3 separate regions of the Mus musculus genome follow, and regions 1 and 3 are each linked to region 2. Evidence: chromatin loops called from intact Hi-C (ENCODE). Cell type or tissue: heart. All regions are shown on one strand.

Region 1 (8,000 bases), 330 kb after region 2:
CACATGTGCCTGCTGCCTTCATTATACTGTGTTTTTTTGGCTTTTGTTTGTGTGTTTGTTTTTTCCTATCCAGATAGAAGCTGGTGAAGCTCCTTGAGCTCTGGTCTGTGGGAGCCTGTGTACCTCTGGGGCATCTGACTACACGGCAAAAGATGGCACAGGCAACCACAAAGCAGTACCAGGTAGGGCCCTCTAGTGCAGGAATCAGGAGTGAGACCCTTTGCTCTGTTTTTGCACACCTAGGAAGCTGGGATTGCACAGGCCCTGCTAACAGTTGTGTTACAGTTCCCATGCCTAAGGTACATTTGGCCCTGAAGACCTGATACTTCCCGGGAGTGTCTCTAACATCCAGGGCCTGTAGTTTCACCCCTCTGCCTCTTTGCTGCCCCCTGTCTTTCTTCAGCATCACCTTTGCCTCTCACATGTCATCACTACCTATACAATTCGCTTTGTTCTGACAGAGATTCCACCTTGACCCGCTTAGCTGCTTCTTATCACTGTGGCTTTCTCTCACAGTTGCTTCAGCTCAAGCAGCAGCTATAGCTACATGTTTGCTGCTGCCTCTGCCGCTGCTGCCACCCACCACCCACCACCCCCGCTGCAGCAGCTGCCACCACCGCCTCCACTGCTACTGTTAACCATTGATACCATGGCTCTGCCTCTTTTGAAGCAGTTACCACATCCCTTTGCTTTAATGCCTCTGCAGCTGGGCTGGCTGCCTTCGTAGTCCATCAGGGCTGAGTGGATGTCTCGCTTCCATGACAACCCTTCTGCCATGGCTAAGTTGTGTAGGTTTCCCTGCTGTCCTTTCCAATTATCATCCCCGTGGTCTCTGGTGCCACTGCTTTTCTTCAGGTTACCAGTTCAACCTGCTCTTCTAAAAGTGAGATGACTCTGACTCTTATTGGACTTGCTTTTGAAGTCCAGAGGGGGCAGTACAGGAAGGAATCTCCCAACCGGTCCACCCAGTGAATAAACATCCCAAGAGAGGGACATTGTACCAACCGTGTCTAACATCAATCATACCTTTGACCTTTTGAACCCGTCACAATGGTCGCCATGCTAGGCAACCTCCAAGGGAATGGATGGATCCTCCTCTGGTCTGGGTGTGAGGAAAATAAACATCTTAAGGAATGTTTGCAATAAGAACTTACTATTTCCATTGGTGTTTGGTTTGTTTGCTTGTTTGTTTTTTGGTTTTTCAGGACAAGGTTTCTCTGTATAGCCCTGGCTATCTTGGAACTCACTCTGTAAACCAGGCTGGCCTCGAACTCAGAAATCTGCCTGCCTCTGCATCCCAAGTGCTGGGATTAAAGGCGTGTGCCACCACCGCGCACGGACAGTTCTCTCTTTCTATCATGTGGAGCTGAGGGATCAAACTCAGGTCACCAGTCTTGTTGGCAAGGGCCTTTACCCATCATACTGTGCTGTCTTACCAGTCCTAAGAGCATTCATAATAATGCCGACTTCTTGACCATATCCCAGTGGTGGTGGTGGGAACTGGTTCCTTCATCTTTCTCAATCCTTCAGTATAAAACTCCAGACGTAATTTGTGTTTGGATTAAATGTGCTATGGCTAAGCTTACACCCTGTCACACTTGTGAATGTGTGTGTGTGTGTGTGTGTGTGTGAGTGTGTGTGTATGCATGTGAGTGTGTGTGTGTGTGAGTGTGTGTGTGTGTGAGTGTGTGTTACTGAGGATCAAATGCAGGGCCCCAGGCATGTGGCCACTGAGCCCCTTCCTAGCTTATGAAGGTCATCGACACGTTTACACATTTTATTCTCTGAGACAAACATCTTTTAGGCTTAGACTTCTCAAATCTACTTTTAATAAGGGTACTTAAATGCTTTAACCTCCCTTCTAGCCCACCACCCACCAGAGGTAGTGGAAAGGCAAGGTTAATCGGGCAAAGGAGGATGTGGCCCTGTTTAGAAATAGTTCTTTGGAGCAAATCCAATCTGTGTTGTGAGGATAGCAGCAGCAGCACGATCCGCCCACAAACACCATTCATGAATGAATCAGCAAAGGTAGGTCAACCCAGAGAAACCCCAAGACTGCCAATTGGCCAATTGACTTAAGAGTCCTTGGAGGTCGCAAGAAGCCACTGGAACACCCCCAGAAGTTTTTTGGTGTGTTTCTCTCTATGAAGTCACAATAAACAGTGACCAGCAAAGAGTGGCAAGGCGTACCAGTTCCATCCAGCATCACGCACTGTCCACTGGGCTATATTTCTATCCTCTCTAATGTCACATGTTCTCTCAAGCATCCGCTCCAGCAAAACATCACAAGCCCTTTTTCCAGGCTGCCTCCAGAAAAACACCACGTGACTGTTCTCAATAAAACACCCTCTCACGTGTCTGCTTTAGCGAAATCCTCCTCCTCCTAAGACAGTGTCCAGAAAAACATCACATGACACAATGGAATCTCCAAAGAAACCAGAAACATCTTCTGTTTGTCACTGACAATTCTCTCCTGAAAGGGAGTCCAAGGGCCTAGAAGGCTTGCCTTGATCACGTGACAGCTTTGAGAGCCACGAAATTCTGAACCTTTTGATTCCATGCAGTGAATGAATCCTATCGTGATTTGATGCAAGCGGTGCTTTTCAATCTTCTTAGAGATTATTTGTATCCTATAGCATCCTTGTAAGTGCGTGGCCAAGACCAATGGATGCTGTGTGAACCAGAAAGTGATGTCTCTGACTTGCGTTTCCTTTATTTTCAGGCTGATTATATGTTTCTGAGGATTTTAGAGAAAAGCATTAGTGTAGGTGTTTGTGATGAGACTCACAGCTTCATAATGACAGTCTGATGCGCTGTTTTCCCTGAATGCGACCATGATCTAGGCTGAGTTGCAGGCTGGTGACCCCGTGGCACGGTAGCTTTTATGTGAGGTCACTGGGAAGACAATGAATCTAAAACATTATCAAATGGGGCCAGGACCGTGTAGCCTATAGAGCAGTGGTTCTCAATCTGTGGGTCGTGACTCCTTTGGCAAAGCTCCATCTCTAAAACCATTTACATTACAGTCTACAACAGTAGCAAGTTACAAATATGAAGTATCAACAACAACAACAACAAAAAATCTATGGCTGGGGTGGGGGGAATCCCTGTATAAAGGGTAGTCGCAGCATTAGGAAGGCGAGAAGCACTGTTCTAGAGTGTAGTAGCCCTAGTAAGAAAACCATGGAAATGACTTACTTGGCTCTCCTCCTAGCATTCATCCTCCTACCATGAATAAAGTTTCCTGAGACTGCAGGGTGGAAAGGAACTTGTGGCTCTCTGTTGAACACTGGCTTACAACAAGTTTATAGGACGTCAAGACAGTGTGGACTGGCTGTTATGACTGTTATGTCTGGCTCAGTTGGTCGATTCTTTCTACCATGTGGTATCTAACTCTGGCCGCCAGGGTAAGCAGCAGGCGGGCACCTTTACCTGGTGAAACAGCCTTCTTTGTCTTCACTCTTTTGTGGGGTGCATTTCAGAACAGGGCCCTTCTTAGCGTTCTCTAGCGCTTCCTACAGCTTTACCACTGATAATAAATACGGAAACCACGGACGTTCCTTTCCTTGACTGTGTCACTGCGGTCACACAGTCAAGAATTTCTTCAGACCCTTAAAAGCATTTTTTTTTTCCTTAAAGGTAATACTGGATTTCTGAAAGCAAACAGACTGCAGTGCTGGGGGAATGCGGCTCAGGCTCCCAGAAGCACTTATGTTTGAGAAGCCTGCCACCTGCTGGACACGTGAGGAAGTAGCATGGCGGAGAACAAAGTTCTCCAAATGCTCCTTGTTGAAAATCTAAGGCAAGCAATGCCTCAACTGTCACCCCAGCTTTGGGGAGCAAAATGAATAAGTAAGACTTTGTGAAACGATTTCCATGGCAGTCTCGTATATTTCTAATATAGACAGATTTTGTTAACTTAAAAATTCGTGTGTGGGGGTGGGGAGTCTCGAAGTGTCGCTCAGTTGTTAGGGTGTTTGCCCAGTATGCACGGAGCCCTGGGTTTGAACCCCAGTACTGCATAAACCTACACGGTAGAACATACCTTCAATTTCAGTACTCGTGAGGTCGATGCATGAAGAGTAGAAGTTCAAATGGAGTGGGGGCAGGGGATCGAAAGTTCAAAGACGTTCTTGGATCCTTGGTTACATAAGGTCTACTAAGGCCAGCCTGGGACATGTGACACCTAGACTCAAAAACAAAACAAAACAAAACAAAACAAAACAAAACAAAACAAAACAACAAAACACCAAAGCAAAAAGCTTTAAGGACCCGAAGAGACACTGGCAAAAGCAATAATAATGATAAATACAGTGTGCAGTGTCCTGCTGTGTGCAGAACTCTTGATCTCTACTTTTTTGCAACACTCAGTACCACCCCAGGCATATTTTGTGCACCAGAACCTTCATGCTACAGAGTGCATCAAAGGAGGGGAGGGCTCTGCGACCCTCTCCTCACCCTCCAATCACTCTCAGCCCTGGAGTCACAGAGATAGGTATCATCATGGATACCTTTATCCCCACCAACTGCACGGCTGATAAGACGAGAGATAGTAGCCAAGTAGTGGTATCTGGAGTGGATTAATTCTGGAAAATTTGAAACTGACTTGAAAGACATAGGGACACACTAGTGACTTGACTGTCGGTTATTTGGTTCAGGAGACCGGGTGGAGCTTGGGATAAGGACAAAAAGAACACTCTGAATTTCATTAAAGCCAGAAACTTACAGCCTCGGGATGTGGAGAGCAAGTACCTCTCCTACGTTTGACACATATGAGTCATTTGAAATCAGTTTCTGTCTGAATTAGCTAGGTGCCTGGCACTGGACCAACAGAGTTTCCATGGAAAGGATGACAAAAGTTTTGCTGAGGTCATTTTTGATACACGATTGACCTGCTGATTGTGTCCCGTATTGTGTTCGGCTCTGGAGAGACAATTATAAAATAGGTCTCTGCTCCTCACGGTGTCTCCGTATGGAGTGAGACACTCGCGGTTAATATGTGAGATAACTTTAGAGAGTCGTGGAGCAAGAGGCCGTTCCCGTATGGGAACATTAGAGTCACTTCTAGACATTTCACACAAGGAGAGTGGGTTAAATCCATACTATGGGGAAGAGAGGGGATGGGACGGGGAGTACAGGAAACCAGATGTCCCTCTAGGTGCTGGAGACAGCGTCAGATCTACTCTCCCCAATGCTGTTCTTCAATGATGTCTGTGTGGACCATTTATCTTTATTCAACCCCCTAACTATCCCATCTCCAAGTCACGCACGTGTACCTATCACTAGAAAGGGAAATGGGAAAGGATATCAGGGCACAGACCTTCCAAGCTGCTAGAAAACATCTGCATAGTTGTCCATGTCTACAGATGAGTTCCGAATGGTGGCTCTTTTTGTCAGAATGGGGATAGCGAGAGACAAAGTGTGGTATAATGTCCTGAATGTGACACAGACGGTGAGAGACAGAGCCAAGGCTCATGCTTACGACTGCAGCCATAATTAACAAAACCAATAACAAATTATTAACATAGTGTAATGTACAAGTAAGGTACATGCATGGCTCTGTGTATCGATCTCTAGGTTAAATACATTCTAACTATGTGACCTGTGTGGGTTTATGCACATGTGTGCAGATGCCTACAGAGGCCGTAAGGGGGCAGTGGAGTTAAGGGGGAGCTGGAGTTACAGGCAGTTGTAAGCCACCCAGTGTAGGTGCTAGGAACTGATCTTTGAACTCCTTACACACACATCACATCGACCCCCACCAAGTGTGAAGCCCTTCCCGCTCTGATAACCAGCTCTGCTTGGGGTGTGTTTTATTCAGTGTGGGGCCCAGAGTTTGTACAAAGGACTGCCCATGGTCACTCAGTGTAGGAAATGACACTGTTGAACTAAGAACACACAAGACCATTGTTCTTTACTAAGCTACCACACTGGGCTCGAACACATTTGGCTAAAAATTAAAATGGAGTTACCCATGCCAAAATTCCACACCATCAAGTCAGAACTCAGATGCTTATCTGAGTTTCCAAGGAATGAGCAAATGTGAGAGATAAGAGCTGGCTTGCCGAGGCAGGCCAGCTTTCAAACAATGGTGTTGCCTGGTTTTAATCTTTATATCCTTTACTCCTAGTCAAAAAAATGTGAGCCAGATGTAGGGAGGTAGACATTTGCTCCCTGCCACTTCCTGTTAGACCGAGTAGGAAGATCACAGGTTAGACCCAACTTAAGCAACAGAGACCCGATCGCAAAACAAAGGCTAAGACAATATTTATTTTCTACTGTTCTCTATGTCAGTCTCTGTTCTATTTTTGCTCTTTTGTGTCTTCTTTGGTCCTTGTTTGTAAACCAGACATCCTTCAATGTGCCGTGAGAATTTACTCTGCTTATGGAAGGAAACATTGGTTGATTCTAGAGTTTCAGAGAAACCTGTCCATTAGTTTAAACTAAGTGACATGTAAGTGACATTGCTCTGCACCTTGTATACCCTTTGTTTCCACTCCTTACAAAGACAAACACACACACACACACACACACACACACACACACACACACATATCCTCTGGCGATTACTGAAAATGCCTCCTTGTCCAGCACTCTCTGGAAATCCCCAATGTTCGAAGTCTTAATGCAGGACAAAGTTGGGGAATTGTGAACACATGGGAAAGAGAAGGTGTGCCCAACTCTAGAGACTGGTTCAATTCTCTTGCCAGCTACCCCTCAAGAATTTCAATGCCATTAACAATATTTGTTGTTTGAAGGTTTCAAAAAACAGAGATTAAATTTCTTTTATAATATATAGATAGAGATTTTCAAATAAAAATTTTAAGTCAGCAATGAGCCAGCCTTGGGGCCTGAGGATACACGACTTTGGGCAGTTCCTTAATCCTCTCCCAGATAGTCAAGGAAATCCTTAAAGCAAAAATACTGATTTTTGTTTAATGATAGTGACCTAACTTTGATTTTTTCAAAAACATTTTTTATTTATTGTTGGTGTGTGTATGTATGTGTGATGTGTATATGTATTTGTGTGATCTGTATGTATGTGATGAGTGTATATGATGTGTATATGTGTGTGACCTGTGTATGCTTGTGTGAGGTGTGTGATGTATGTATGTGTATGTATGTATGAAATGTGCATGTGAGTGTGATGTGATGTGTGTGTGATGTGTATATGTGTGTGATGTATGTGTGTAATGTGATGTGATATGATGTGTGTATGATGTGATGTGTGTGTGCATTTGTGTGATCTGTATATATGTGTGTGTGTGATGTGTGTATGTGTATGATGTGATATGAGTATGTATGTGTGATTTGATGTGTGTGTGTGATGTGCATGTACATTTGTGTGATCTGTATGTGTGTGTGTGTGTGTGTGTGATGTGTATTGTGTGATGTGATACATGTATGTGTGGGACAGTCATGTGTGTCACTGCACACATGTGGAGGTCAGAGGACAACTTTGTGGTGCCTGTTTTCTCTTTCCACCTTTACATGAATTCCAGAGATGGAATTCCACACTTAGCTAGGCTAGCCTGGCAGGAATGCTGTTAACACACTGAGCCATTTTACTGGCCCTTGAGTCTACTTTATTCATTGTAATCCTGTTCAGTACAGCTCAAAAACCACACAGTGATCTCATTTAAATTTCTTAATGACTTTCTGAAGATACTAACCAGAAATTTCCCATACCTTAGATATGATTATTATAAAGACAGCCAAGTGCCTCTCTCTTTTGAGAAGCCCAGTCCTGAGCTCTCAAATGTGCCATAGTCTTTCCCCTGGGTGCCTGTAACCTCTCTTCTTACAAATATTAAAGAAGTCTTTTGAAGATTGTGTTTTAATGTGGATGAGTGCTTTGCCTGCAGAGGGTGGCATTGGATGCCCTGAGTCTAGAGTTACAGATGTGTAGGAAGGAAAGGATGCTGAGAACTAAATCTGGTCTGCTATAAGACTTGCAAGTACTCTTAACCACTGAGCCATCTCTTCAACACTAAAGACAT
Region 2 (8,000 bases):
AGTATTAAATAGTCATTTTCATATAGATGTTTGTGAATGAAAATGAGTGTGCGAGTGTGTGTGTGTGTGTGTGTGTGTGTGTGTGTGTGTGTGTGTGTGTGTGTGTAAAATTAGATTGGTGGTTACGCAGATATTTCCCCAGGTGTAAGTATAAATATTGGAGCAGCTGGCTCCTGGAGAGAGGCTGGTATGTGAAATTGTGCCCTGTGTATCTCAAAGGCTCATGATTCTGTTGTGTTCTGACAACTGAGCCTGAAGAACAGGAAACAGGAAGCTTAGCCATAGAGATGTTTCCCAACATGTCTATTAGTCTGAGAAAAAAGAATCTAGCTCCATGTTGACTGATACTAATAGAAGAGTACTTAATTTGTGGTATTTTTCCTCTGCTTGGAATACCGTGCAACCAGCGTAAAGGATGGTAGGAAAGTAATAAGGCCCTGTGAGATAACCTGATAAGTACAAGGCAGTTGCCACCCAGCCTAAGGACCTAAGCTTGATTTCTGGGTCCTACACAGTAGAGGGAGAAAACTGTCTCTCATGAGTTGCTCCTGACATCTGCATACACACACAGACACACACACACAGACACACACACACAAAATAAATGCAGGTAAATAAATTTAATGAATAATGATCATCACAAAAGGTCCCCATTAATTGGAAAAAAAGCCACAGACTGACATTTATTGGGAAATGGTGCATATTATATAATTCTTCAAAAGTCAATTATAGTGAATAACACCTATAAATCTTAGTGGGTTAGAAACAAGCAATTATAGCCTAAAAGGTTTAGATTATAGAATGTATATTTTAAAAAGGTGTGTGTGTGTGTGTGTGTGTGTGTGTGTGTGTGTGTATGTGTGTGTGTGTGAGTGCCTATAGAGGTCTAAGGTGTTAGCCTGGAGCTAGAGTCACAGTTATAAGTTTCCTAGCAGTTCTGAGATTTGAACTCAGGACCTCTAGAAGAGCAGAAAGAATTCTTAACTGCTGAGCCATCTCTCCAGTCCCTGGATTAGAGGATTTGTTGGTTTATTCTTATGTTCCAAGACCTCCCTCACTTTAACACACATTTTCTACCTAGAAACAAATACTTTATACTAAAAGGAAAAAAAAAAACAGATTTTTTTTTAAGCAACATACTTGTCCTTTTTCTCCTCCTCCACTTCTCCTAGATTTGAAGCTCAGACACTCAAGTCTAGCTCTGCCATGAGTCAGTGTCATCCAAACAGCAGCCAAGTCTTCTCTTCCTGCCTTCCTGTCCTTTTGTCTTAACCTACTGGACAGGGGTGACTAGTGCATTAGAAGAGAGAGAGGGGAAGTACTTAAGCATTGGCTGTAACCTTGTAGCCAGTCACAGTGCATCAGGTGGCAAATGTATGGTCAATCTGTGTCATTAGATAAAATGCGCCTTTGCTTGCTACACTTTCTTGTTTGCTATAAAACACAAAACGTGCATTATCATGCTGAAATCAGTTTGTTTTAAGATTTTCTGTGGTGATCCAGAAAGCTATAATGTATATATTAATATAAATATACTTTGTATGGACAATATTCTAAATACATCGTGATATATTCAGTTTTTAAAGTAAATCTTTTAAAGTTGCCTCCCTTCAATATAACAAAAGAACTATCCCTTTTGAAACTGATTAAAATCATATAAAATGAAAGCTAACGCATTTATGAATAATCCAAATAGATTCATGAATATGTAAATTTGGAGGTACTTCCTTGTGTTACGCCCACCCCCCAAAAAACTAGTTTCACCTTAAATTGCATCAAATATCTAAACCTTATAGCACATTTTAAAGTTTCTACCCAATTTGTAACAGCAAAATTAGCTTTTGGGGGCTAGAGTCAACTTCCTCAGCTTAAAGATTGTATTTGTTTTTCCAGGTTTATAACATTTAGTTAGGTAAAGCCCTTCTTTCCTGGACCCGGTTTCCAGTCATTTACTGTACTGAGATCTTAACTGGACCTCTCAGCCTGTTTTGTCTAACCACTGGCTTAATTGCCAGGTTGGATGGAGCCTGGTAGGCAGGCGGCACCTCTGGGAGCCGCGGTGGGATACATATTTGTGACATTGTAACTGTGGGTTATACATAACACAGCCCCCAAAACAATAATCTAAGGGAACCTAGGAGCCATTTACGTGGCTTTCCTGAAAGCCAATGAAGAGCAGGTGGGCATGCTCATTGTCATATGCATCCCGTGTCCAAAGCACATCTGTGCCGTGCATGCGATGCCGGGAGCTCACTCTACCCTGTGTTTGCCAACAGAACTACTTGGCCCACGAGGAGCTCCTGATTGCCGTGGAAATGTTGTCTGCCGTTGCTCTGCTAAACCAGGCCTTGGAGAGCAGTGACCTCGTGGCTGTGCAGAACCAACTCAGAAGCCCCACCATAGGCTTCAACAATCTGGATGAGGCACACGTGGACCGGTAAGGAGCACTTCCCGGATGCTCTTTCAGGGTGGAAAAAAAAAGTGCTTGGCAGATCCCCCCACCCCCACCCCCAAGTGGAAAAGTCCACATGTCCTGCTTGCATTTTCTCAAGAGCGGTCTGCTCTGCCACAGGGGCTTCTTTATCCTCCTCTCCTAGAGACAAAATTGTCATCTTGTATTAACAACTGACTTTATTCCAAGTTGATACCTAGAGGAGCTGTGAAAATACATCAACCAAAGAGTACACATGGTGGGACTCGTGACTCCAGCTGCATATGTAGCAGAGGATGGCCTAGTCAGTCATCAATGGGAGGAGAAGCCCTTGGTCCTGTGAAGGCTCTAAGCCCCAGTGTAGGGGAATGCCAGGGCCAGGAAGCAGGAGTGGGTGGGTTGGTGAACAAGGGGAAGAGAGGAGGGGATAGGGGATTTTCGGAGGGGAAACCAGGAAAGGGGTTAACATTTGAAATGTAAATAAATAAAATATCTAATTTTAAAAAAAGAAAGAAAGGAAAGGGAAAAGAAAATACACCTTCCTGAATAGGGGAAGGATCGCTGCCCCACAAGGGATAGGAACTCTACAGGAAGACTAACAGTCAACTAACCTGGACCCACTGGGCTCTCAGAGTCTGAACATCCAACCAAAGAACATACATGGGCTGGACCTAGGCCTCCCTGAACATATGTAGCTTGGTCTTCAAGTGGATCCAGAGCAACTGGCATGGAGGGCTATCCCAAAAGCTGTCCCCTGTGTGTGGAATATGTTCTACTAGCTGAGCTGCCTTGTGTGGCCTCAATGGGAGAAGCACCGAGTCTCCCAGAGACTTAAAGTGCCAAGCTGGGAAGGGAAGATATCCAGGAGGGCCCACCTGCTCAGAGGAGAGGGGGAGGGTGGAGGAGAGAAGAATTGTAGGAGGGGGTGACTAGGAGGGGGCAGTGAGTGAGATGTAAAGTGAATAAGTAAAAAAATTAAATTTTTAAAAAAGAAGAAAAAAGTACACCTTCCTTCCAGCTTCTTTAGGAAAGTTAGAAGTAGCTGTATATACAATGTATCCATTCTATTGACAAGGAAACTTCTAAGGTTATGAACCTTAAGTGGAGCCCCAAACTCTCTCCAGTGGTTGTTGGCCTAAAAGAGCCTTGTAAGCCCTTTCGTTTTGGGGTCCCCGATAGCTGCATTTGCTAGTCAGGCGGACGACTTCAGTGGATCTACAGAGAGTGCTAAGGCTGGAATTAAAAGACAAATGAGAGGTTTGTTCTTTCTCTTTGCTTCTGGATTCTGAGGGCAGGGCCTTAGCACACTTGCAAAGCACTCAGCCCTGGAATGAGAGAGAGATCAGATAGGAAAAAGGAAAGGAGATGAGTGGCCCCTAAATTGCTGTGACCACCAGGGGGAGATGTCTACCCAGATCCTGATGAAAATTTAGCCAGTGATTCTAAACTGGCTCCAGATGGAGAGCTAGAGCTGCATCACGCGCAATTGCAAAGGAAACTGAAAGAGTTCTTAGATTCTGAGGAAATGGTGACAGGTCACTTGAGCATGCACAAAATGGCAGAAAAGAAGCGTCTTCCTGAAGACGCTTCCCTCCTCCTGATCTCTATGAACAAAACCCCTTGCTCTCTCAGGCAGTGACTCCTCCCTCCACTCCTGTCAATCACAGCACCCCTTGCTCTCTCAGGCAGTGACTCCTCCCTCCACTGCTCCTGTCAATCACAGCAGACGCTGCTCCAAGCTTAGAAATCTGTCTGATGTCAAGTTTTCTTCTGCCCCTGGCCAGCACCTTCTGTGCCCAGCTGATCTCTGTGTCCAGTCCTCAGCTAAAGGCTCCCTCTCCAGGGACCACCGTCATAGCAGTGTCTCTCCCTTTGTGCAGTAGCAGTGTCCATGATGAAGCTCCCACCTCTTTCTTCTCCTCCTCAGGTCGCCAGTCACACTTATCTAACCAACTTCTGAGCCCTCCTGATGCTGGAGTATGAGTCACAGCTGCTCGCTCCTTGGAGAGTTACATGTAACCGTGACTCTTAGCAAAGCAATTGTCAAACATACCGGGCCACCTGCCCTCTGACTGACAGTACTTCTCCCATCCAGTACTCTAGCCGTCCACTCTGTTGATCAAAATTGCCCCCATCTACAAATACCACTTAAGGAAAGGGACTCGCTCCATTCGAGAGCCACATTGCCTGCACGAGCCAAGTTCATGATATAATAATAACTTAAGGACAGGGGTCACCCTGGCATAGTGGCACACACCTGTGATTCCAACATGAAGGCACAGAGGCAGGAAGATGAATTCAGAATTCTCCTTGACTATATAGCAAGTTTGAGGCCAGCTCAGGCTACATGAGACTATTTCAATATGAAAATATTACATATATCTGTATGAGTATGTGTGTGTATATATATGTATAATTTATACAATTACACACACACACACACACACCACCACCACCACCACCACTACCATCACCACTACCAACATTAACAACAATAACAGCAAAGAAGAACAGTCTTGTTTTAGTGCATAGTTGAACCCCTCTGGTCCAAATCCAAGTGGCATCATGGTTTTAGACTTCTATGGGATATATAACAGAGGGGCCAGCAGGCCCAGTGTTGTTAGTGCTGGCCTGGCTGAAGCATATATATATATATATATATATATATATATATATATATAAATGTATATTTATGTGTGTGTGTGTAGTGTGTGTGTATTATATATATATATATATACATATATGTATGTATGTATATGTATATATTATATAGGCTGAAGCATATATATATATATATATATTATAACACACACACACACACACACTGCAGCGATGACTTTGTACTGAAGAGCCTTCACTTGAGGGGACTGTGAAGTCCTATGGGCTCCTTCCTAAAACTTCCCTTTGGCTCAATGGCACACATTTCTAAGGGGATCCTGGGTGTTGTCTATTCCAGTCCTTAAGGATTCCTACAGAGCCATCACTTATATTTTTATTAAGTCTACAAGAGGCCCCGAAAGGCTTTGTACATTCTTAAAGAATGGCCTTGGTCTCTGAGGAAGGCTAGCCAGTACAGATCTCCAGGAGTCCCTGCTGTTGGTTTCATCTGTGCTACTTGTTAGATGTCAGTAACATAACTTCTTTGTGACTTTGTGAGGCAAAATTCTCAAGCACAATCCCTGGCCCATTTCGGCCTACTTTGGCCTACTTTGGGTTGGCCTCCATTGGTGTCCATCATTCGTCATCACTGCTTCCTGTTTTGCAGAACTTTTTTTCTTCTTAAGCTACATTGTATAAAAGACACCTCAGTGTCACTGGTAGCATGAAGAACTTTGGGGACTTTTGTCGCCTCCAGGGAAACACTTAGGCTCGTTGCAGTATTCTTTTTAGCTTCCTTTGCTCACAGGCATCAGGGGCTACAGACAGAAGCCACAGGTGAATTGTGTACCTAAAAAACTGCTCTTCATTTCCTTGGTAACAAAAGATGAAACAGTACAGATTCTTGATTTTATTTTTTCTTTTTTGGCCAACTGGTTCACGTTAACTGTATAATTTTCATTGGTAAAATTGACTCTTAAAAATATATGAGAGTTTCATGGTAGTAGACGGTAAAATTTTCCTCGATTTAAAAAAAAAAAACTAATCAGAAATGTACAGGTGACAAACGAATCTAGATTATTCTCACCCCTGCATTGTGATGCTGAGAAAGTGTATCACAGCTGTCTGAGTTGTCCATCAAGGCTATTGGACATATATATTCATGGCTTTGAACTCTTGGTGGGCTTGGTGGGTTAAGCTGCTAATCTTAGCTACTCAGGCACTTTAGGCAGGATGAGTAAAGTCACAGGCTACCAGGGCTTACATACCAAGTTTGAAGCCAGCAAGGCAACTTAGTGAGACCCTATCTCAACATAAAAATAAAAGAGGCCTTCGGTTCTAACTCAGTGGCTGAATGCTTGCCTAGGCTACTGAAGGATTTGGGTTCAATTCAAGAATTTTGAAGGGAAGAGAAAAGGAAAGTCATTTTGTGTAGTTGAGGATTTAATTTTGCTTGGATTAAATAGGAGATTGGGTTGTGAGGAGCTTTGATTACAGTGAACATTTCATAGACATAAAAAAATACTTTGGATAAAAAAGCACTAGTAGTGGGGTGTTTGCTGCTCTAGAGGGGGGCAGAACCTGAGGCAGACTAAAGTCTCATGTAAGAGCCAACTTTATTCAGAGTATCAGACAGTTTATACTCTGCGGGTTATGAGAGGTCACCTGAGTAAAGGTCTCATGATTGCAAGCGTATACAATCACAAGGACAGTCTGCACGTGTCAAAACGTTTTACCACGGAGGCATATAAATAAATAACAATATTCAGTTGTAATTAATAATCTAAAACTCATTCTTCTCCACCATACCTGGAAGGAACAATTTTGGTTGTTTGAAGAAATCGACAGTGGAGCTGGAAAGATGTTTAGCATTCAGACTGCATACTGTTCTCATAGAGGACCCAATTCAGTTCTCAGCACCCATGTTAAACAGTTCATAGTTGCCTATCACTCTGATTGCTGGGCAGTCCAGTGCCCGGGGCCTCCATGGCACATGTCCACACAGAGATCCATGCAGACACGATTTCAAAATAAAATACATTTGCAAAAAGATAAATGCTTACACCATAAAAGTCAGTCTAACATGTGCTGACAGGGCTGTACAAGACAATTTTACCCGCTTGTCTACTCTTTGTCTAACCTCAGGATATTGCTTTTGAACAATGGGAGTTGCAATCTGTGTCCCAAGTCAGGCCTGACAATCTGTACTCAATAAGTCAATTAAAAGATCCAAGTTAAAAGTGGAGAGAAGAAAAGAAAACTTAATCGCTATAGCCACAAAGAGATCCAGAAAATCCCCACATCCATCACAGAGGTCTTGAAGTGAGATCAAAGTTTAAATAGAGAGCCAAGTATATGCATGTGTAAGCAGTTTGAGAAAAGGTGTGGTTCCACCCATCAGTGACCCATCACTGGCTTGATTCTCATCCTGTAAGGTAGTCTGACAAATTGTTAGAACTGTATGTAGTCTCTTTCCAGGAGATAACTTCCCCTTCTGGCTGATACACTTTCCTTCTCCCAGAATAAATTCTCTTTTCTTTGGGTTCCATCACTTGAACATTCTAATAGACTGAGAGACACAAAGTATCTCTTTAGAAACACAAAGTGTCTCTCTAGAAAGATCTTCACTTCTGCCCGGCTGGTTGCAGCATCTCCACTTGGCCCCTGGGTAACGCTTGAGAGGCAGGACGTGAGGCGTGGGAGAAGTCTGAGCTGAGGCTTTACTGTTTTCTCTTCCAGTTATGCAGACGCACTACTCTCTGTTAAACAAGAAGCATTATCCCAAGGGCAAGATACCTTAAGCTGGAATGAAATTCAGAATTGTATCGATATGATTAATAACCAGATTCAAGAAGAAAATGACCGTAAGTATGGAACATTTTCCTTCTGTAGAGAACTTGGAGAACAACCCGTGTGGGTTTTATATTCTCTAGATGAGAGTTCTAAGAGTTTTTGCTCATGGGAGCATCCA
Region 3 (8,000 bases), 52 kb after region 2:
GGCAGAGGAAGGAGGATTTCTGAGTTCGAGGCCAGCCTGGTCTACAAAGTGAGTTCCAGGACAGCCAGGGCTACACAGAGAAACCCTGTCTCAAAAAACCAAAAAAAAAAAAAAAAAAAAGACTGAGGCTGGCTTCTGGGTTCTCAGCAGCTCCCATTGGTCTGTGCTTAAAAGGACAATAACCAAATTTCAATTTCTAAGATCTTTGCCCTTCTGTCAAGTAGAGCATTCCCCCAGTCACCCTTGGGATGATTCCTGCTTGGCTCTTAGAGGCCCCTCTTCTTTGTCTTTCCTTGTTGGTTTTTGCCTAATTCTGGCTCCTTCCCAGAGATCCTTTGTGCTGAGAGAAACTGCTTCCTGCTCCTGGCAGCCAGAATTTTAATCTATCTGGTTCAGCCACCAGGTCTTAGAGCCAAGGTCTGCTGGTTAACTTTCTTTCCTCATCAATAAGACGTAGATAGTACTGTCTGTTCAGTGTCTGAGCCTGGTGACAGTCGGGGGAGGGCTGGCTAGTGAGAATTAGATAAATAGAACACAGTGGGGCCCAGGCATTATCAGTTTTGTGCATTTGTTTATGTGGCTTTGCTTATCTGGCTCTCACTGATGGAGAATGAGCCACACCACAGACTGCATATGTTGGTTGGCGTATTTTTGTAGTAATATTTTAATTGCAGAGCCAGCTGCTTATCCTGCTCATGATAATCCTGAATTGAAATATGCCTGCTCTTCTCCCCACAGTTGGCTCCGAAAACCCACCATTAACAGTAATCCGAAAGTTCGTGTACCTGTTGGACCAGAGTGACTTGGATTTCCAGGAGGAGCTGGAGGTAGCCAGGCTACGAGAAGAAGTAGTGACGAAGATCAGGGCCAATCAGCAGCTGGAGAAGGACTTGAACCTAATGGACATCAAGATTGGACTGCTGGTGAAGAACAGGATTACGCTGGAGGTCAGAGAGCAGTGAGCCCCTCCCTCAGCTCCCAGGAGAGAAGTGTGTGTGTGTGTGTGTGTGTGTGTGTGTGTGTGTGTGTGTGTGTGTGTGTGTGTGTGTGTGTATGTGTGTGTGTGCTCAGGAGGACTGGTTCAGGAAAGCGCTTTGGGAATTTTGCGTATATTGCCCAAGGTTTATCATTTTTTGTTATAAGTTACTCATTTTCATGCCCCTTGCCTATGACGTATTTGTAAATCTTTTTAACCACGCTGACAAGATTGGCATCCTTCAAGGTGGTACAGGTTCTGAAATGAAACTCTCATATGATAAAACCTATGCCCATACATACCTTTATAATAAAGCCAAGGCCTTTGTGTTAAGTATTTCACCGTTCTAATACGAAATATTAGGTATGAAATACATATGAAATGTACTAATAGGAAAGTACATCAGCCTGATGACAGCAGGCAGCACAGCAAGGCTGCCAGGGACTCGGGTCTTTTCCCAGAATCACTATTGACTGAGATAAGAAGGCTACAGATGATCCTGATACATTGAAGGGTGGAGCAGTCAGAGCCTCGTGTCCAAGTCCCTGCAAAATGCAGGACAAGTGTGGTCTGCTCCCAATGCACACAGCAGCTGCAACAATCCTAGACAATTTTGTGTATGGAAAAATACATTGTGCATATATGCAGAACACCTCGATTCCAGGCTCCAGTACTTACAAACACACCTATATGAATGAGCAGAAAGCCATTCAAAATTTCTACCTTCAAGATCATTCAATCATCCTACAAGAGCAGAACCTCTGTCATCCACCAGAAACCACAATGAATTAGTCAAGGAATTAGTAACTTTTCTTTCTGCTTTTGAAAATTTAGTTTTGGGGACAGGTTCCTCTTGGCTCACAGTTTGCGGGTACAGTCCATCGAGGCCATGACAGCTGCCGGGTGGGGCTGAGGCAGCAGGAGTGTGTGGCAGCTGCTCACTGCCTCCACATGCCGGAAGCAGAGAGGGGGAACGTGGGTGCTGGTCCGCTGGCCCCATTTTCTATTTTATTTCCTTTGAGGCCCCAGCCTCTGGGCTGGTGCCATCACACTGAAGATGGATCTTCCCTCCTTGTCTACATCTCCCTGCAAACACCCTCATTGACATGCCAGAGGAGTCCCCCTAGGCTGCCCCGAAGATTAACTACTTCAACCATGAATTCAGCCTGACGTCTATACTATGTAACCACTAAAAGGTGTCCTGGAAGACTAGGGACAAGGCGATGGCTTACAGTAGAACAGCAGAAAAGACACTACCTGAATAATATGACTTCTATCAGCAAAGGGAACTTTGTGAAGAAATTCAGGAAAAGAAAACTTTGACATGCTCCCTGAACAACAAGAACAAAATTAACGTTGAGCGTCTGTGCTTCTTAGCCATGTGTGTATCTTACATCTTATGCAGGAAGTGCCAGCTCTAGTCCTTTTTGTGCATTTCAGTTCTGAGTCTTTCTAGTTTTTGGTTGCAAGAGCATCTAAGCCGGGCGGTGGTGGCACACGCCTTTAATCCCAGCACTCGGGAGGCAGAGGCAGGTGGATTTCTGAGTTCCAGGCCAGCCAGGGATACACAGAGAAACCCTGTCTTGAAAAGAAAAGAAAAAGGAAAGGAAAAAGAAAAAGAAGAAGAAAGAAAAGGAAAAAGAAAAAGAGCATGTTTCTCTAATCTGCAGGCATTTTCTCTCATCCTGGAAAGTCATGAAACTTTTTAGCTTTGATGATGGCTGATTTTGTTGTTCCTTTTGTAACTTATATTGTATTATAGTGGAGAATCCGTTGTTCAGTCCAAAGTCAAAATTGCTGGCTAGTTTTCCTTTCTCGGGGTTGGTCATTTCTGCTCCTGTGTGTGTTTCTGTTTTGAGGTTCTTGTGCTGTGAGGTAGGGGGTCTGACTCTTTCCTGGAGGATGTAAGTATCTAGCTGTTCCACCATCATGTTTTTAAAAAGAGTACTCTTTCTTCATTTAATTTTCTGATGCCTGCATTAAATCCTGAGAGCAAACAAGTACAGCTTTGGATAAAGCCTATGGCAAAGCCTGAACTCATCTACCAGGGGCACTTCTTCAATTTAATTTAATTTCAAGGTCCCCTCTTCCTTTGTTTCCAGGGGAAGGAAACAGAAAATGCACGTTGTGGTGGGTCTTGGTTTGGTTTTTATTGCTGTGAAGAGACGCCATGACTAAGGCAACTCTTATTTTAAAGAAAAAGAAATTTTTTTTTAATTGGGCTGGCTTACAGTTTCAGAGGTCCAGTCCATTTCATCATGGCAGAAAGCATGGCAGCATGCAGGCAGACGTGGTGCTGGAGGAGCCGAGAGTTCTACATCTTGATCCACTGGCAACAGAAAAATGTGTTCCACACTGGGCAGGGCTTGAGTATATGAGACCTCATTGCCCACTCCCACAGTGACACACTTCCTCCAGCAAGACTACACTGACTCCAAGAAGGCCACACCTCCTAATAGTGCCATTCCCTATGGGCCAAGCATTCAAACACTTGAGGTCTATGGGGGCCATCCTATTCAAACCCAAGGAGGTTGTGGGGGGGAGAGGCAGAGACAGAGACAGAATGTGTGTGTGTGTGTGTGTGTGTGTGTGTGTGTGTGTGTGTGTGTGTGTGTGTGTGTGTGTAGGAAAATGATAAAGTGTACCAAGGTAAAAATAACGATGTCATAAAATTCTTCACAGGATGTAATCTCACACAGAAAAAAGCTGAATAAGAAAAAAGGTGGTGAAATAGAAATACTGAATAACACTGACAACAAGGGAATTAAAAGCTTGAGTAAGGAGAGACGGAAAACACTGGAGACCTACCAGCAACTGTTCTACCTCCTCCAGGTGAGCGAGCTTCTCCTCCACTCTGGCTTGTGGATAAACAACAAGCTTCCCACTATGGATCCTCGCCCATGCTCCAGCCAACAGCTTAGTTACATGCTCTATGTGAACATCATAATAACAGCTTTGTATAACATTTATAATAATAGCTTAGGAAATGCTTTACTAAGTACTAACCGTTAACGTTAGGTGCTTTATGTAGAGTAACTCATTGAATTCTTGACCTAGCCCTGAGCATCAGGATAAGGAATGGCATTCTTCCCATACTGCAGATGAAAAACCTCAGACCCAACCAATAAACAGTAGGCAGCATGCAGGCAGTTAGCCTTCAGGCTCGCTCCCTTCACAACTGCACTGTACCTCAGTGATGTGCAGAAGCAACGTGAAGTTCATCATGATGACCTCAGCATGCCATTAAAGGTTTCATGTCAACCGATGACAAAACTAGTCACTAGAAAAGCAAATCTGTGCCAGGGACAGACCTCCTCCTTTGGGAGCCAGAGCCAGAGAGGTGGGACTATTTTGACGTCATTATTTTCATGGCATTATTTTCTGAGCCGAATGAGTCATAATTTGACATGGCATCCAGGGTACCGGATTATGGTTGGACTTTGATGGGCTGGCTATTGGTTTGTTCCCTGTTGACAATCTGATTACACACTGAGGGACCTGGGCAAGTACAAGCCATTAGCAGCAGACTCCACACCAGCAGGAAAACCACCCACCCTCAAAGAGGTGGGCCAGTAGTAGTTCATTGTGTGGCTCCAGGCCTGCAGGTGCCTGAACCTTTGTTGTTCCCTGGATCGGATACTTAGAAGAACTCACTGCATGCAAGAGCCCCACGGAAAGTACTAAATAACAGATTGGAGAATGACTTCAAATGGATATATGTGCCTCTGATGGCCACTATGTGGCAGCATAGGAGGAAAAATATCCGTGCTTTTACCTTTGCCTGTGCAATTCACTCCTGACCTGCAACCTTTCCCTAAAGGAAGAGCCCCTCCCCACTCCCCGCTCCCTGCTCCCCGCCCCCTGCCCCCCCCCCGCCCCCACCGCCACCTCCACTGTGGCCACCTTAAGCAGAGATGCTTTGCTTATCCAATTTAGAGTAGTGGTCAAGCCGTGGCTGAGTGTTTAAGTCGGAGGAACTCCTCAGCTGCTTGTAGTCCAGGCCTTTACCTCTCCTTGAGTCCAAGGCCAGTGATGAAATGGTAGGAAAGAAAATGGCCTGGATTCCTGTCGCCCTATGATCACACGTTAGTCGGGACTCTTCTCCACAGCTGTCCAGCCAGGAGAGGACGTGCTTAGGTCTGTGTCTCTAGCACGAGCTACACGGGGAAATAAATTCTTTTAAAACCATGATACCTACATTTAGTTATCAGTAGAAAAGAGGCTAGCAGTCTAGGAAAACATTGTCCTGGGCTGGAGAGATGGCTCAGTGGCCAAGAGCACTGCAGATGACCCAGGTTTGGCTCCCAGCATCCACTTGAGTTGGCGTCTGTAATTCTAGTTCTGGGGTATGTGTAACTCCAGTTCTGGGGTATCTGACACCCTCTCGTGGTCTCCAACACCTGCACATAAAGTGCACATGCAGGCAAGCAGACGCACACATTTAAAAAAAAAGTTTTTAAATTAAAAAGAAAATAGAGTCCAGGGTATTTTATGCACAGAACTTTATCCCAACACTCTGATCTCAAAACTAGAGTAGCAACAGAAACCAGGATCTGGTTTTTCTTGGAAACCTTCAGGCCACGCAGCTAGGGCATCCTGAGTGAGTCTTAGCTGCCAAGCATACTAACATTGACCATTGTCTTTTCTCACGAGCAGTGAGAAGAAGAGTGGCCCATCTTTCTGTGTGAATTCCTCTCTCTCTGTATACACTATATTTTCTCCTTTAACTTTGGTCCAGCCGGCAAAGCTGCCAGAGGAAGACGCTTAGACCAAAGGCTGGCTCTAATTTCACTCTCTTCTCTGGAACTCTGTTGTCTTTAAATTCCTGTCAATTTCTTGAACTCCTTTTATTCTTGGGGGGGGGGGCTGGGGGCAGGTGGGTCCTTGTTTTGACTCATGTTCTTTCTGGAATTTCTCTTGTTGGCTATTCTGACCCCACCCCCACCCTCCCCAGCCTTATTCTTTCTCCCTCTTTGGAGAATGTCATGGCGGGCTGGCTCACTGTCTCCATGTGTAAGCAGGGCCTTTTCTTTCTCCTTCTAGGCACAGATGGTGTGTATTTCCTTCTGTTTACCTGTCAATCTTTCTAGGCCAGCTTGGCTACTTCAGTCTGTTCCTTTCTCCTCAGTTCAGATTCTATGGGCCCACCTCCTCTTCTGTGTCTCTCTAATAAACATTATATGTCGTTAAAAGTACAAAAATGTATAAAAGACGACTATAGCAAACAAACCATGTAATAAGCAGCACTAACATGTTATAATGTTTCAATGTAGCTTCCTAAACTGTCATTGTATAATATTAGCTGATCTCTGCCAGAGGCTGTGTGCTAGGACCCATCTGTTCCTCACGACACATTCAGTCACGGGAGAGCCGAGAATCAGATGCCACGCTCTGCTTTCGTAGACATCAGCCTCTAGCTGACGGCTCCCACCTTCTCTTGTAGACCAAACCTTCATACCTGGCTAAGCTGATTTTCCAGATGCCACAGAACAAGTCGACGAAATTCATGGACACGGTTATCTTCACTCTATACAATTACGCCTCTAACCAGAGGGAAGAATACCTGTTGCTCAAGCTCTTCAAAACTGCGCTGGAGGAAGAAATCAAGTAGGTATAAAGCCCACGAGAAAGCACCAAGGCAGGTGCTCATGATAGCGGTGGGCTAGCTCAGGCTGACACACATAACTTTAAGAATTCCATTCAAAATACTGTCGAAATGCATCAAGGTCTGTCAGACTGAAGTGGAATTTTGATTGATAGTTGAATTTCAAGTTTTTTGGAGCTATTGTTAGCTGCAGATTTCTCCTACCAGAGATCCAACCGAATCAGCTTTGATTGTCTCCGCCTCCCACAAGTGAAAACTTATGGAAAGTTAATGAGAGGCATTACTTTCTAATTCTGAGTAGCAGCATCTTCAGCAAGTAGGGCAGAGGTTGCGATCTCTGCTGAACAGTTAGTCTTAGACAGAGGAGGTCTTCAGAGTCAGGCAGCTCAGCTATGGGATGCAGCCAGATGCCACATGGCAGTGACCTTAAAGGGCATCTGAAGACATTGAGGCAATTTGTTCACCCAAGAAAAACTTCAAAATGAGGTGAACCAGAGGGACAGGGTCGCCCATGGTGAGCAGAGGGACAGTGCTGCCCATGGTGGGCAGAGGGACAGTGCCACCCATGGTGAGCAGAAGGACAGTCGCCTGTGGTGAGCAGAGGGACAGGGCTGCCCGGGGTGAGCAGAAGGACAGGGTCACCCACTATCTTAGTCGTCGTCCATTTGCAGCTTGTTCCTCCCTGTAGGATGAGACTGAAGCTGTAGCTTAATTTTCCAGGCCTTGAGTTGCTTGGGTAAGAAGTGCACATCTTATAAGTGGCAGCTTATGTTGCAACCGTATTAATTCTGTTTCATATGAAGAAAAATAAAACTCCATGTACTGGCTAGTTTTGTGTTAACTTGACACAGGCTGGAGTTATCACAGAGAAAGGAGCTTCAGTTGGGGAAATGCCTCCATGAGATCCAGCTGTAAGGCATTTTCTCAATTAGTGATCAAGGGGAAGGTCCCCTTGTGGGTGGTGCCATCTCTGGGCTGGTAGTCTTGGGTTCTATAAGAGAGCAGGCTGAGCAAGCCAGGGGAAGCAAGCCAGTAAAGAACATCCCTCCATGGCCTCTGTATCAGCTCCTGCTTTCTGACCTACTTGAGTTCCAGTCCTGACTTCCCTTGGTGATGAACAGCAATGTGGAAGTGTAAGGTGAATAAACCCTTTCCTCCCCAACTGCTTCTTGGTCATGATGTTTGTGCAGGAATAGAAACCCTGATTAAGACACTTAACAAAGCTCTTAGGTGCCTTGGATAGTCTATCTTGTTTAAACCTCTCTCCAAAGAAGTCAACCATCTTGTTTTGACTTGGGCTTTCCCAGATCAAAGGTGGACCAGGTACAAGACATAGTGACAGGCAACCCTACAGTCATCAAGATGGTTGTCAGCTTCAACAGAGGCGCCCGGGGACAGAACACCCTGCGCCAGCTCCTG

The links. Peaks named below come from ENCODE experiments on the same cell type or tissue, not always from the same donor. Only the 100,000 strongest peaks of a DNase experiment are listed, where the experiment ranks them.
Region 1: a loop joins it to region 2, with 5 times the contacts of the local background. A loop is called at or near these places in 14 of 42 quality-filtered maps.
Region 3: it touches region 2 in a loop (5-fold over the local background); 9 of 42 quality-filtered maps call a loop at or near these places.

Annotation. Positions count from the first base shown.
Region 1 is chr13:95,386,092-95,394,091 of GRCm38, reverse strand. No RefSeq gene overlaps it. Among named protein-coding and RNA genes, the nearest start is that of Aggf1, 15 kb to the right of the region's middle. In heart, a CTCF peak has its summit at 3,738 (motif pointing left); no DNase peak of the experiment used is centred here; H3K27me3 peaks cover 691 bases.
Region 2 is chr13:95,715,950-95,723,949 of GRCm38, reverse strand. It overlaps Iqgap2 (IQ motif containing GTPase activating protein 2), which reads left to right. Exons shown (of 36, transcript NM_027711.1): 11 at 2,277-2,437; 12 at 7,769-7,893. The region is part of intron 1 of Gm52062 (a long non-coding RNA gene); the gene reads right to left. Among named protein-coding and RNA genes, the nearest start is that of Gm52062, 14 kb to the right of the region's middle. In heart, a CTCF peak has its summit at 3,819 (motif pointing right); no DNase peak of the experiment used is centred here; H3K4me3 peaks cover 636 bases; H3K27ac peaks cover 891 bases.
Region 3 is chr13:95,664,176-95,672,175 of GRCm38, reverse strand. Iqgap2 (IQ motif containing GTPase activating protein 2) reads left to right here. Exons shown (of 36, transcript NM_027711.1): 21 at 739-947; 22 at 3,659-3,808; 23 at 6,420-6,583; 24 at 7,889-8,000. Gm33074 (a long non-coding RNA gene) reads right to left here and starts at 39. Exons shown (of 2, transcript XR_382776.3): 1 at 1-39. In heart, a CTCF peak has its summit at 4,691; a DNase peak (open chromatin) is centred at 475; H3K27ac peaks cover 2,760 bases.